Regions from separate parts of the Mus musculus genome. Here region 2 is linked to region 1. Evidence: chromatin loops called from intact Hi-C (ENCODE). Cell type or tissue: gastrocnemius. All regions are shown on one strand.

Region 1 (8,000 bases):
TTTCACTCATCACCATTCTCTGCCATGACAATAAATGCTTTAAAAGCATGGACTGTCTCTTTTCATGGAGCGGGCCTTCATTTAAAGAGCCGCAGCTAGTCTCCCACAGAAGGCCTCTCAGTGCTCCCAGCCATGGCCTCCACCAAGCCAAGCTGCCCACCGAAACAAGCCAAGGACTCTCTTTCCTGGGGGACCCAGCCGGAGTTCCTCTGTTTTCCCCTTCGGCCCCAGGTTAGATCCACCCCGCAGGTCCCCACTCTGTTCTCAGCTCTTCTGTCGTCTGCGTGCCCAAGAACCAGATGACTAGGGCCTCTGCACAGTCCACAGTCCCAGGAGATTCCTGAGAGGGCTCTGGCAGTCCCTGGGGATCCCAGACTGCGCTCTCCGACCCCTGGAGCGGGGGTCCCTCGGCTTCTCATAGCCCTACACCTGCTCTCCTGCTTGCTTGCTAAGGGAAAGTGCAGAGCCAGGAGCGGACAGACACAGGACACATTAACCCCCACACTTCTCATGCTTCTTTCTTGATTTCTAATAACTCGGATATCTGCTTGTTTGGGATTCCCCTAACCACCTTTCTCACCTGCCTTTGAATTTTCATGTTTTCTCAATGTTCTATCCTTAATTCTCTTATTTTTTCCCTTCAGCACCAGCAATGATACATGCATGCATGTGTGCATCTATGTGTCTACGTAAATATGTATGTATGTATGTGTGTATACGTGTGTGTGTCCTCTGTGCTCTTCAGTCTGCCTATACTTGATTGTCTCAGTGGGTGTTCTCCATAGGCTGGCGCTACACAGCTCTAGAGGAGATGAAGTAACAAACTCTCACGCAGAGCTCATTAAGTCATTTACATACAACTGAAGGTCCCTGTCACCCTGCTAGTGATTCCATTTTGTGGAAGCCATTAGAGGATGATGAATTTTGATCCGGGTATCCTGGCAAAGGCCTGGCACGCTTGGCCAGCCACTGTTCCTCTTTGCAAAGCTGGCTAATCCTTGATTGCTTCTTGCCAGTTCACTCCCCAAACAGACCATCCATTGCAATTATCATGGTGACTTCTAGTCGCTGGACAATTTCTCCATTAGATTTCCGGCTCCTTGAGGGTGAGAGTTTTATCTCAGCTATCCTCAAAACTGCTGGGCTAGCAGAGTCTCTGGCAAGCGCAGGGTGAGAATGAGAGACCTGTACCCCGGGTCCCAGACATGTAATCATGTTCATCTACAGGGAACTATTAATCTAAAGCACCTTACCCGTTCCCCCTCAGGTGACAGCATTGCCAAGATGTCGTTGGTGAAGACCTTTTCTGGCTCAGTATCCATGCCGGGTATTTTCCCTTCTGTAGGAGGCATGAGGGCAAACTCGAGCTTTGAAATGGAGTCGAAGCATTTCCTTAGGTGAGGCTGCACGGCTTGCGGATTGCGTGTCTGGGCCAAAATCTCCAGGAGCTCATCATTTGACAAGAAGTAAAACCTGCCAAGGTAAAGGCACTTTAACATGAAGCCTGACTTGACCGATGCCCAGCCTTGGGTAGCCGTAAGAGACGAGGTGCTGCCAGGAGGACGCCCCGGGCCTCTAATCACACTTGTTTGGGGATCAGGAGCAGGCCACGTATCCCTAAAGAAGTTCTTGTAAAGGTTTTTAATGATGTATCTCAAACACCTAGGCCCAGTAGCTACAACAGAAAGGATTTTTCCAAGAATTATCAATAACAGTGGGTCTTGTTACAATGGTTTGCCTGCTGGTCTTCCTAGGCCTTGAGCCACACTAACCATTGAAGAGTTGATGGGCAGATGGGCACACTAACCATTGAAGATAGTTGCTGGGCCCTTAAAAGTGACAGAATATGATTCTGCAAACATACCATTTCCAACCGTACCGTGGCCATACTTAGAAATAAGGCATCTTTTATGTGTTTCTGTGTCATTTTAAGCAAAATGGGTAAAGAATGAGCTTGTCTGTACCTGACCACACTCAGGGTCACGTGATGCAAGTGTGCCTTAAAAATGCAATTGTTTCAGTCCTGGGTTTGTCTGAAACTCTAGATTTCCAAATCATGCCAACACTGCAAGGTGAGTTGCCAGGCTTCACAGGGACTCATGGTGAGAGGGGTGCAGACTCCAGGACCCCCCACTAAACACAGGGAATAGAAGAGTTAAGGCTGGAGACGCTGCAGAGCTGAGGATGTGGGAAGTGATGTTCTGTGGGTCCCCTGTACTCTCCAGGAGAGACAACTTTGCTCTCCTCCACTCCGAGTGTTATCAAAGCTCAGTATTTGCCCAACAGGTCTGAAGCAAGTCTGCAGGGATGGGAGCATGGGTATCCTCCTCTCCTGTCCAGGTCTCTGCTGTCTGAGGGTGTGATCTGCATCCCCATTCGATCTGCTCCCCAACAAGACATCTCAGGTTGCTGTTGTTGTCTTTTAACTTACCTTGGGAAGATAACTCTCTTTGACTCTAAATATGCCTCCAGACATTTCTGAATTTGGTCAAGTAATGCGTTATTGTTTTGAAAAGTCTCCAGAAGTCCTATATTAAAAAAAAAAAAGTTGGCCAAATTGTATTAAAATAGAGAATATGATTTCAAATGAAAGCAAAAGATATTAGCATTTTAAAAGTCTTTGTTTTGTTTGGTAGAATAGTGAATAATAAAATGGGAGTACTGTTAGAGAAGCTTAGTTTTTTTAAAAAAATTCTTCTTTTCATGTATGTGGTATGTATACATGTTTGCAGGAGCACATGTATATGTGTGTGGGTGTGTGTCTGCAGTTATGCACGTGTCTGTGTAGTCAAGGCCTGGCACTGATATGAAGACTCTTCCTTGATGGTTCCTTTACCCTTTTTTTGAGGCAGGGTCTCTCAGCCAAACCCAGAGTTCCCATCTTGACTCACTTAGCTCACTCTGGGTATTCCCTGTCTCTGCCTTCAGGTTTTATAATGCATCCAGGGATGGATGGCGTGTGAGCCACAACCATCACCCTGTATCTGAGCAGGTTCTGGGGGCCTGAACTCCAGCCTTCTTACTTGTGTGGCCATTACTTTAACTGCTAAACCATCTCCCAGCCCAAGAATTATTACACTTAGTTGATTGTAATCTTCTAATATTTACCTCGCTAGAACAGTGCTTTTAATTTAAAATAATTTTGGCAGGCATCCTCTGCTTTTAGGGGGCCGTGAGCCAGCGTCTAGAACATCCCTATTCTTTGCCACTCTCCTTTTATAAAATGTTAACTAATTTACTTATTTATCTTTAAATTTTCTGAGCATTGGTGTTTTGCCTGCATGTGTGTCTGTGTGAAGGTGTCAGATCTTGGAGTTATAGACAGTTGTGAGCTGCCATGTGGGTGCTAGGATTTGAACCCCATTCTTCTGGAAGAACAGTTAGTGCTTTTAACACTAACCCATTTCTCCAGCCCCTCCTTGTCAGCTTCTTATTGGCATGTTTTCTGTCATGGTTAAGTGCTAGGTGTGGTGATGGCTATTATTCTTCATTATTAAACTGGAACTCCTTAGGCAGTGGCCTTCATGACTCTTCATCTTTGTACCTTTGATACTGATCACATTGCCTGCTTTCCTACCTGCCCAAGACTCAAATCCCAGATCAGTGTCTTCTGAGACCCTATATAGTCAACAGCGCCATCTAGTGGCCAGCCACCTACTTACACACACTGGTCTTAGCCTTGTGTCCTAAGCAAGACTCAATCTCCAAGCACTCCACTCCAGCCCAGATGGGACTCCATCTGGCAACTTTCTAAGCATGTGTGTATCTTAGGGACCTCACATCATTCTTTATTCTTCCCTCTGCCATCAACAATTCTCCTTCTGAGCCACAGAAACTTTTACTCACTCTTTCCTGAAAGTTTCTGCTCAAAAGCCATTTTAATATATGTATGCATACAGACATGAATGCACATATACACACATACACACATACATACACACGCACATTCATGCACAGATATATGCATACACACATTTACACATGCACACATACATACACACACACACACACACACACACACACACGTGGGCACTACATGCATGCTTTTATGCATGCAAACACATACACACACACATACTAGCCCATAGACACTCCCTTATTCTACTTTAATATTTTCCATGGCTTTATCATCAGCTGGAATCAGATTTATTACAGGTGTATACTAATTTATTTGAAGTCTTTAAGGCCAGATGTATTTTGGAATCATATTCTTTTTTATTTCAAAAGACTATTTCCATTTATCAACTGATAAATTCTGTAAGAATCTCTGGGCAATGAACATAGCTCACAAAGTTGCCTTTTTGAGGCAGGGACGGTGTCTGAGACTATGGCCCATCAGAGTCACACGCTGCCATTAGCCATAGGACAAGCCAGCTGTCCAAGGCTTTGGTATAGAGTGTAAACCTCAGTGAGTATACACTGTTAAAACATTCCAACCCCGATGCTGTGGGAGGACATGACATCTCCAGTGGTGCAGCCACCAGCAAGACAGCCGCTATCCTGTAAACAACACTGAACTCGTCGGTTCACACACACAAAGACATGGGAGTGGGAGGGGACTGGAGGGGGATCAGCAGAAGTGGGATGAAGACCAGAGAGGGCAGTGGGGCTGAATATGAATATGATAAAATACATGACATGCATGCATGAAAGTGCCATAGTGTAACTCGTCATTATGTATAATTACTATATGCTAGGAAAAAATCTTTAAAACAATTTCGATCTGTTACTTGAATTGCAACAAGTGGAAATTATATATATATAATAGTGTAGTCCTGGCTATCCTGGAACTTGCTCTGTAGATCAGGCTGGTCATACAAAGATCTGTCTGCCTCTGTCTCCTGTGTGCTGGGATCAAGGGTGTGTCTGTCCACCACTGCCAGGTGCATAAGTGGTAATATTTTTAATTCGTTCTAGTGAACAAGCCGAAACTGGCCAGTGAGATCTTTAGAGGTGATGCACATGTCGGACAAGCAGGGAGCCTCCCTGTTCTACTTGTTTGCCTTGGGGTTTCTACCTGGCTGAGTCGCAGCCCGGAGCGCGTTAGGCAGCCGGTTGACCTTCCTCATGATTTCCTTCCATGACTTATCCACCTGAAGGAACATCTTGGCTTCTGCAGGCAGCTGCCTCTGAATGTCTGGGGCATTAAAGATGCTTTCTAGGTAGAGCCAGTTTCTCTGACAGTTCAGCCACTCTTCCTGGAGAAAAACATGGGACTGTCAACCTGGAGCTTCCAACTGGATAATCACTGGTTAGACTGGAGATTGTGGCTTTGGGAATTACTACATCTTTTCCTTGGGAGAGGCCCCATAAGTTCTTCGAAACAAAATTTCTTAAAAGAGCCCAAGATTCTGTCCAGCCTGACTCCATCCACCCTCTCTTTCCACTGAAGATGATTACGAGTCAGCTGTGTGGAAAGCCAGAGGGGTCCCATGACTCATGATTAAATGTGTAGAGGAAGCATTCTGTTGGGAGGCAAGATGATCTCCTGCAGAAGTTTGAAAGGCAGGTGGGCTACAGGTTCATGATGACTCCTAAACACATACAAGCCCAGCCTAGGACCACCCAGGGAGAGAGTCTTAGTGAGGAGTTATCCAGATTGCCATATCTTAGGAATAGCACAGCTATGGGATTCCCTGAGCAGAGGAACCCAGTACAAGCCAGGATCACTTCCTAACCCACACAACTATGGGACTCCAGATGTATTGTACCTAACTAATAATTATGTTGCTAACAAATGTATAACTCTAATTTTGTGATATTTTTTCGCCTATCAAAATAATTTACCAATGATGATAAAAGTGACAGTATGATGTAAACAGCCAAATACATGTGTGCTTTCTTCTCATTCTGAACATAATGTCAACAATTAAATCCTATACTTCTGAATTATATATTAAAACAACAATATGTGTGTGTGTGCATTCACACACATACATATATGCACACATATAATGGTGTTGTGGAGCAAACCCAGAACTTTGTACATGTTGGTCAATCCTTCTACCTCTGAGCTGCGTCCCTCGCCCCACAGAATCAGTATTTCCGAAGGCTTTGTGGCTCTCCAAATCAGAGTCCAGGAGCTGAAACTGCCCCTACTTACCAGTGTTTGATTAAATAAGGAAAGCTGTTTCTGCCAGTCATCCACTCGAGACTTCAGGGGACCCACATACCGGGATGAGGCAATGGTTGCAATGTTGATGGTGCTATCATCAAGTAGGACCTTCAGGGAGAAGAGGCCAGGACACAGGCAGACGCATGAGTCCTTGAGCTCAAGGTATTTGCAATTCCAAGGGCCCGTTTAAGGATAACTCATCTGAACAAGTACTATAGGCCCACCTACAGCTTCCTACACAGACAACTGCAAAGCTTGTTCTTTCACTGTGCTTACAACCCTGTGTATTCTCTCAAAGGTCACTAGGGGACACTTAACTAAGAGACTGTGTGTGTGTGTGTGTGTGTGTGTGCGCGCACGTGAGTGCATGCATGCCTGTGCCCTTGTATGCATAGGAATTCGCATGCTCATAAATGCACATGCATGTGGAGCCCAGAGGTCAACCTAGGATGATGTTCCTCACTTCCGTTTTGAGACAGCATCCCCCAGTGGGACCCAGGACTCTGCTTAGACTGGATGGTCAGTGAGCCCCAGAGATGCACACGTCTCTGACTCTTTAGTGCTAGGATTGTGAGCACGCATCACCTCCCTGCTCCATCCCAGCTTTCTAAAGTGTGAGTGGCGGGACTTGAAGTCAGGTCTTAAAGCTGGTATAGCAAATGTTTACTGACGAAGCCATCTCTGAGCCCCGGATTCTGCAGTCATTAATGGCATATGTTTGATTAGTTTAATGTTCTTCTCTTGCCCTCAACATTAGGCGACTGGCACCCCCTTTATACAATGTAGTTACTCTGGTGGGCTTTCATCTGTCAAAAGACGAAGCTGAATCCTCTGGAGGAAGCGTTCACAGCACCTTCCTCCCGACTGCTCCCCACACACAACAGCATCCCTCATAAAACATGCCAATCTAAAAAAATGTGTTGGTCTGAAACATTGAGTCGTTCATTGCAGCCCCGCCAACCGGCCCTTAACTTGCCTTGTTCACCAGCATTCATAGAATGATGTCTGATTTGCCCTCTACCAACAATTCCATCTATATTTCTGTCTTGTGGCCATTCTTATACTATGGCTTTGTCTTTTAAGTTGGGCTGTGGGACCCCTTCCCTTTGCCTTTAGATTTTAAGTGACTTAATGCTCAAAGTATACGGGTTAGATTTTATCCACCTGAACAGACAACATCGAGTTTAACTTCTCAGCCTGCTGTGCACTCGAACTGCTCGCTCCTGTTATCTTGCTGTGTTTGAAGTTCCCCCTACCCCGTTCTCCACCTCCCATCTTTAATGTCGGTTGTCCTGGCTGATCTGATGGAGGAAAGACTCTTCTACTACTTCGCATATAACTGATCACGTTATTTTAATTATTTCCTCAGCTATAGGCCTGGAACTCCTACACACACACACACACACACACACACACACACACACACCATTTTATTACTTTGGTAAATATTTGTGAATAAGCATTTGTGTCAATTATTTACATCTTGTTTTCCAAGTTAGTTCTTCCTTAGTGACTCATAGTTCATTTCCTTACCTTAGTCTTTCACAGAAGCTGCAGGACGTATGGTCAGGACTTTTTATCACAAAATTGCTCTCCTCCCCCTCCAGTTCTTTTCTTCATTTTGAGGCAGTCTTATTATCTATGCCTGGCTAACTTAGAACTTGCTACGTAGCTCAGGCTGGCCTTGAACTTATAGTAATCCTCCTGCCATTGTTTCCCAAATGTTGCAATTACAGGCATGAGCTCCCATCCCTGATTTACCACAAATTTCCCATAACCCGATTACCTACCTGTATGTCATCTGTGCCACCCAGGATAAATACGTCCTTAGAGTCACGGTGAGGAAGGATGACAAATTCCGTGGTTTTCCAAGAGTCTTCCACCT
Region 2 (8,000 bases), 210 kb before region 1:
TGCCGTAACCTCATGGCTTTACTCTTGTGGTTTGGTGTCTGTTTCATTGGTGGCTTTTCTTCACTTTTTACTGCTTGGATCACAGGACAGAGCACTGTACTGTGATATGCTCTGCCTTTCCTCCCCCCCATCCCCTACTTTAAGAAAGAGTGTTTCTTTGTAGTCCAGGCTTCCTGCCTCAGCCTCTTGAGGGCTGGGGTTACAGTTGTGTCCCACCATGTCCTGCCTCAGTTATCCTTTGCCCAAAGGCAGTCTTGGCACTTCATTCCTTAGGTCGACATAGCATGAGTCTACTGTCTGTAACAGCTGCTTATCATAGTGTTAGCTTTCATTTGCTACACTTCTTACAAAAGAAGAGAGGCTTTGAGGTTTCACAAATTCAGGGCTTGCTTCTGAAAAGGTCCCGAATCTCAGACTTCTGGGTCACCTGCTTAGGGCTAGCCTGGCTAACTACTGGCAGCTGTGTGGCTACTCCATCAGCTTGGTCACTATAGCTTACCAGATGTAGATGTTTTCTGACAAGTTTGGTCCCTGGTCAAGGCTCTGTCTGTCATCAGCATTTCCTGTTCCAGGGGGAAAGTCCCCTTTCAAGCCACACATGTTTAAAACTGAAACCAGAGTCTAACGGCTACCACGTAGGCAGGACACTACCGATGTCGGGATTCTGGTTCCTTCTAAAACCTGCCCTGGGAGCTCAAGGCCACAGAAGCTCAGGGAGCCCAGCTTCTGGCAGTATCAAAATCTGGATTAATTTTGTCTCCATAAAATAATTTTGTCCTCTGCCTTTCTCCTTCTTTCAAACCTTTTCTTTTTACTTTTCACATTTTAAATTTAGCCCAATGTTGTAGAGTACACCCAGAGATGAAAGGGACCTAGCAGGTGATCCTCTCGTCCTTGGAGGAAGAGAGTCAGAGGCATCTCCCTTATTTCCTTTGGAAAACTCAAGAGAGGGTAGTACCTCACGGGCCAGGCATGTAAGGCAAATGAGAGTAGCTTTCTTGGGTTAGGCTCTGAAGAGCTGCGAGACCTTGGCTTCCATTCATCAGGTAGTGCTCTCCCTAGCCTATATTTATTTTGTTTCTTTGTTTTGGGGATGGGAAGGGGATGTAAAACCGTGTGTGTGTGTGTGTGTGTGTGTGTGTGTGTGTGTGTGTGTGTGTGTCTTGGTAGAGTGCTTGTCTCACACACGCAGGGCCCTGGGTTCAGTCCCCAGTACCGGGTAAACCAGACTGCAGCACTTGGGAAATGGAGACAGGAAGGCCAAAAGTTCTAGGTCATCTTAGCTATATAACAAGTTAGAGTCAAGACTATGCTGTGTGAGACCCTGACAAAGAAATCAACAAAAGAGAATCTGGCCATGAGAAACCCCCAATAAAAGTAACTTTTCAGTTACACTCGGGCACTTATTTATGATTCCTCTTTGCTTTTCCTTCGTCTAAAAAAAAATCTAAGGAATATATAAGCACTCAATCAGGCCTCTTTGCAGAACAAGAAAAGTGTGATGATGTAGGTGTCTCTTTAGTCCGAGCTGGTAACGGTAGGCTTGGACTGGCACGGCAAGCAACACACTGTAAAGCTTCTTACCTGGTGGGACTGATTAGGTCAGTCTTGTCATCATAGAAGATGCTTCAAGAGACCAAGTGTCTCTTCAACCAGCACACCTTCAATCCCAGCACTTAGTAAGCAAAGGCAGGCCGATGTCTATGAGTTCAAGGCTAGCCTGGTCTCCATGGCAGCTTCTATCTGAATGTGTTGTCACAGTTGTCACTGGCCTGATTATCCTGTAGCTCCTTTTCTACAGGAGATAGCTGGCTGGACCCTGGCCTACACTGGCCCTAGCTGACTGAGAATTCTTCCTTTCTTGTTCTAGGGGTACTGGGGTGCTCCCTGCACCCTCTGCCTCTTCCAGCTTCACTAGGAAGAGTCTCTCCTCTGAGACCCTCATGTGAATCTCCAGGTTGCCCCTTCTGTTCAACACTTCTGTATCCCGGGACACTTCTCCATTTGTCTAGCCACACAGTTCCTCCTCAGATCTCCCTTCCCCTACCTTTCAGACATTTCCCCCTCTATTTCCAAAGGAGAAAGTCATCCCTATTGTGGTAGTTTGAATGTAATTGGCCCCCATAGGCCATAGGGAGTGGCATTATTAGGAGATGTGCCCTTGCTGGAGGAAGTGTGTCACTGCGGGGTGGGCTTTGAGGTCTCCTTGCTCAAGCTACACTCAGTGTGGCACACAGTCTCCTCCTGCCTTTGGATCAAGATGTAGAACTGTCAGCTCCTTCTCCAGCACCATGTCTGCCTGCAGGCTGCCGCACTTCTTGCTATGACGATAACGATAATGGACTGAACCTCTGAAGTCCTTAAGCCAGCTCCAGTGAAATGTTTTTCTTTATAAGAGTTGCCTTGGTCATAGTATCTCTTCACAGCAATGAAACCCTAACTAAGACAACTATATAGATTCAATATCTTTAAATTTGGAAGTCAAGACTCAGTCATTTTGGTCTTTGACTGCTGTAATCACCTGCCCATGAATCAACGGGGACTTGTATCTTTCTATAAATGTTGGTATCCTTTATTTCATTTATCCATTGTAATTAAATACAATTACAATGTATTACAAAATCCAATGTAATTGACAGATACATTGTCATACTATTGATCTTGTTGCTGGTATACCTTTGAACAATTAGTTATCAGATCAGTTGAGACAGGAATGGGCCCATGACATGGCTTAGGGGGTAAAGGCACTTGCTGCCAAGTCTGATGGCCTAAGCTCAGTCTTCAGGGTACACATGGTAGCAGGAGAAAGGACTCCTACAAGTTGGCCTCTGACTTCTATATGCATGGTGTAATGGACTCAAGCCACTCCCTCCCATACATATATATATGAGGAAAATAAATAGAAATAGTTTTGTCTGTTTGTTTTTAAAGACAGGTTCTTTCCACATAGTCCTGGCTGTCTTGAAACTGCCTCCCTAGTTCTGAGATCACAAGCTTATGCTACTGTGCTTCGTTCTATTCCTTTGTTTGCTGTCTCTGGTATGGTGTGGTCTCTAGGTATTAGACTATTCTCTGAGTTTTAATTTTTGTTCATGATCACAGAAAAGCCAATATGAAATGTGTCCATTTATCTGTTGCTATACCAGCAAGGGCCACTAGATGGTGGACTTTCGCCCTTTCTCAGGTCTGGTCTTTGCTTAGCCTGGTTCCACAGCCTAGGTGGATTGAGATCCTTGTAACCTTGTATAAAAGCTATCTGTTTCCCCTCAAAACCACACAGAATTCATTGGGCATTCCCGGGCAGAACTGAATTCCAGTTGAGGGAAGGTGATGGTATCTTGGAAATGGGACATCACAGTGATGATAAAGGTGAACAGGAGAGCTGCCCTTTAGTTCCACGTCTGAAAGCCAGGTAGGGTTTAGCCAAGCAATCTGTGATTGGGAGCTTGGGCACCCACAGTTGTACAATGATAGTGATAGAGGGGCTACTCCCCCAACATCACTAACAGGAACTGGATTCTGGCACCATAAAAAGTTACTCATGGGCCTTCCTTGTCACAGAGGGAGATGCCTCTGGGAAAATTGACAATGTAAGGGTGCATTTAGTGGGCAGTGGTGGGGTCTGGTGAGAGAGAAAGTGCCATTTAAAGGGATTCAACTTCAAAATTGCTTGAAAGAAGCCTTTCTTAGCGACTCACCCCTGTAATCCTACCTCTTGGGAGATAGAGGCAGGAGATTCAAGCAGCCCAAGGTCACTCTTGCCATATTATAAGTCTGAGGCCAGCCTGGGCTACATAAGATCCTGTCTCAGGTTTGTTGTTATTGTTGTTGTTTGCTTGTTCTTTTAACTGAACAGGGCTAGCTGTGGTTGCTCATACCTGGAATCTAATTCTTAAATTTGAGGCCAGCCTTGGCTACTGGTTAGTGAATTCAAGGCCTCACTATTTAGTCTAAATTAAACACACACACACACACACACACACACACACACACACACACACACACTGAGAATATAGCTCAGTTAGTAGACCCTTGCCCACCATGTTTAGAGTCCTAGTTTGATCCCAGTCAGTGCTACCACATCTGGTAGCATAAATATACCTCAGGAGGTAGAGGCGGGATCAGAAGTTTAAAGTTATCCTTAACTACTGTCTTAGGGTTTCACTGCTGTGAAGAAACACCATGACCAAGACAACTCTTATAAAGAAAAACATTTAATTGTACAGTTTCAGAGGCTCAGTTCATTATCAAGGCAGTGTGTAGGCAGACATAGCACTGGAGGAGCTGAGAGTTCTACATCTTGATCTGCAGGCAGCAGAAGGGGTCTGTCTTCCACAGGCAGCCAGGAGACGGCTCTGATTCCACACTGAGTGTATCTTCCATAGGCAGCCAGGACAAGGCTCTGATCCCACACTGAGTGTGACTTCCACAGGCAGCCAGGAGACGGCTCTGATCCCACACTGAGTATATCTTGAGTGTATATATGAGATCATAAAGCCTACCTCCACAGAGACACACTTCCTCCGACAAGGCCACATCTATCCCAACAAAGCCACACCTTCTAATAATGCCACTCTCTATGGGCCAAGCCTTCAAACACATGAATCTATGGCAGGGGGGGGGGGCAAACCTATTCAAACCACCACATTCCACTCCCTGGCTCTTATAGGCTTGTAGCCATAACACGATTCAAAATGCATTTAGTCCAATTTCAAAAGTCCTCCTAGACTTTCACTGTTTCAACAATGTTTAAAAGTCCAAAGTTCAAAGTCTTTACTGAGATTCATGCAATCTCTTAACTGAAATTCTCTATAAAATAAAAATAAAAAAACAGATCACATATATTCAGTATTACAGGATATATATTACCATTCCAAAATGTTATAGTGAGGAAATACTGGACCAAAGCAAGACCAGAAACGAGCTGGGCAAACTCTAAGCTCTGTATCTCCATGTCTGATGTCCAACTCCTTCCAGCACTGTTGACTGCAACACAATTCTTTCTCTTGGGCTGGTTCTACTCCCTGTTAGCCACTTTCCTCAGCAGATATCACATGGCTCTGGCATCTCTTACATCTTGGGGTCTCCAAGGTAACTTCAACTTTACAGGTTCTTGTTCCAGTGCCTGGGACCCAAACATGATCTCCTGGGCTCCTCCAAAGTGCTTGGGCCACTTCTCTGCAGCACTCTAGGCTCTGGCTGACTCCACTCCACTGTTGCTGCAGTTCTTAGTGATCATCCCATGGTACTGGCATCTCTAATATGCTAAGGTCCTCTGCTACAAGTAGGCTGTACTTTCACCCATAGTCTCTCATAGGCTTTATTCATGATGCCAAGCCTCAACTTCTTTGCATGACCCCTTCAGTCCTGGACCTTCAACTGCCACTGAGATTGCACCTTCACCAATGGTCCTTTCTGGTCTCTCACAGTGCCAAGCTTCAACTGCTCTCCATGACCTCTTCATGGTGATGGCCTTCAAAACCAGTCCACCTGGGTGACTCTTACATATATTACCAAGTTCAGTTGCTAGAACAATGTATCTCTGGAACACAGCTTCTTTGTGCTCTCAGAAAATACTTCCCAGAAGATTTCAAGATTTCACCTCAGTCATGCTGGTCTTTTCTTTTCTTTTCTTTTCTTTTCTTTTCTTTTCTTTTCTTTTCTTTTCTTTTCTTTTCTTTTCTTTTCTTTCTTTCCTTTTTTTTTTTTAACAATATCAGCCAGAGAGTGGTGGTGCACAAACACTTTTATTTGTTTGTTTATTTATTTATTTATTACATGTAAGTACACTGTAGCTGTCTTCAGAGGCACCGGAAGAGGGCATCAGATTTCATTACGGGTGGTTGTGAGCCACCATGTGGTTGCTGAGATTTGAACTTCGGACCTTCGGAAGAGCAGTCAGGTGCTCTTACCTACTGAGCTATCTCACCAGCCCCCTGGTCTTTTCTTAATCACCACTAATTTCATAGTTCCAGCATCAACTGTCCCAGGGACCCCTTCTTTGGTTTTTCAAGGCAGAGTTTCTCTGTATAAGCCTGGCTGTCCTGGAACTCACTCTGTAGACCAGGCTAGCCTTGAATTCAGAAATCCGCCTGCCTCTGCCTCCTGAGTGCTGGAATTAAAGGCGTGCGCCACCACCACGCTCGGCTGACCCCTTCTATTCTTGACTCTAAAACCAGAGCCATGTGTCTGAAGCCGTCTGGTACACACTGCCTTGATAATGAACTGAGCCTCTGAAACTGTAAAATTAAACGTTTTTCTTTATAAGAGTTGCCTTGGTCACGGTGTTTCTTCACAGCAGTGAAACCCTAAGACAGTAGTTAAGGATAACTTTAAACTTCTGATCCCGCCTCTACCTCCTGAGGTATATTTATGCTACCAGATGTGGTAGCACTGACTGGGATCAAAGTAGGACTCTAAACATGGTGGACAAGGGGTCTACTAACTGAGCTATATTCTCAGTGTGTGTGTGTGTGTGTGTGTGTGTGTGTGCTGGGGCTGAAACATGCCTCTCATTCTATTATATTATCACCAGCTTTCTGTTTTCCAACTCCTTCATTGCCTAAGCTTGGCTGTCCTTTTTTTTTTTTTTTTTTTTTTTTTAAAAGATTTATCTAAGTACACTGTAGCTATCTTCAGATGCACCAGAAGAGAACATCTGATCTCATGACGGATGGTAGTGAGCCACCATGTGGTTGCTGGGATTTGAACTCAGGACCTTCAGAAGAGCAGTCAGTGTTCTTCATCTCTCCAGCCCCCTAAGCTTGGTTGTCCTTAAACTTGCTCAGTACCAGGCTGGCCTTGAACTCAGAGATCTGCTTGCCTCTGTCTTCTGGGATTAAAGGTATGTAACATTATGCTTAGAGCTAAGCTTTTCTTTAATTCCTTTTCATAAGTTTTTTATAAGCATGGTTACTATGCCTCAAGATCTGGATCATAGGTGTGCATTCCATACTGGATTGTAGTTTATTCCAGATAGAGTCAAATTGTCAACCAAAGAGAATAGACACCACAATCCATCCCTTGTCAACTGAAGACACAATCATAACTCCTTATGTCCAGATGGAAACAATAACCAGGTCACACAATGCCTAACTTGATATGGCTATCCCTTGTTCAGCTTCTAACACATAAACAATAAGCTTAGCTGAGTGGGATCTTACCCAGAGGTCACCACTTCCTTAATTCCATTTAATATCCTTGAACACAGGATTCAGCTCCGTTACACTTCCTAGTGCTCCTTTAATCTTTGAGCCACACATTAAGTATTTTAGCCCAGTTGCTACTATTGTTCTCCTCTGAAATCTCTCAAGCTGGTTCTCCACAGGCAATGTGGCTCCTCTCCTCACCACTGTCTGTCTTCCAAGCTCATAATGGCTCATTAAGCCCTGCTTATAACATTTAACCACTTTCCAAGCACAAATTTCCAAAGCCTTTTACATCTCTCCAAAATCCACCATTATCAGTTTCCTCACGGCAATAGCCTGTTCCCTGTTGCCAACTTTTGTACTGGTTACTTTTCTATTACTATAATAAAACACCATGACCAAGGCGACTTAAAGAAGAAAGAATTTATTTGGTTTTACAGTTCCAGAGGCTTGGGGCCTGTAATGGCAGGGACAGCACAGCAGCAGGTGGCGGCAGAAATGGTGGCTGGGCGGTAAGCAGAGAGTTGAGATGAGATCTTATTTATTTTATGTATATGAGTACACCATTGCTCTCTTCACACACACCAGAAGTGGGCATCAGATCCCATTACAGATGGTTGTGTGCCACCATGTGGTTGCTGGGAATTGAACCCAGGACCTCTTGAAGAGCAGTCAAGTGCTCTTAACCACTAAGCCATCTCTCCAGCCCAGAGAGATGAGATCTTAGATCCTTAACCACAAGTAGAGATAGTGAACAAGGAATGATGCTTTGTCTCAAAGCCATTCCCAGAGATGTTCTTCCTCCAGGAAGGCTACATACAGACTTCTTTAAATAGAACCACCAGCCGGGGA

What was found. Peaks named below come from ENCODE experiments on the same cell type or tissue, not always from the same donor. Only the 100,000 strongest peaks of a DNase experiment are listed, where the experiment ranks them.
Region 2: it touches region 1 in a loop (10-fold over the local background); 28 of 42 quality-filtered maps call a loop at or near these places.

The regions. Positions count from the first base shown.
Region 1 is chr6:73,150,238-73,158,237 of GRCm38, forward strand. Dnah6 (dynein, axonemal, heavy chain 6) reads right to left here. Exons shown (of 77, transcript NM_001164669.1): 20 at 7,906-7,998; 21 at 6,104-6,223; 22 at 5,018-5,198; 23 at 2,432-2,528; 24 at 1,254-1,473. Among named protein-coding and RNA genes, the nearest start is that of Gm24533, 13 kb to the left of the region's middle. In gastrocnemius, no CTCF peak of the experiment used is centred here; a DNase peak (open chromatin) is centred at 3,642.
Region 2 is chr6:72,937,512-72,945,511 of GRCm38, forward strand. No RefSeq gene overlaps it. Among named protein-coding and RNA genes, the nearest start is that of Tmsb10, 17 kb to the right of the region's middle. In gastrocnemius, a CTCF peak has its summit at 3,144 (motif pointing right); a DNase peak (open chromatin) is centred at 3,171.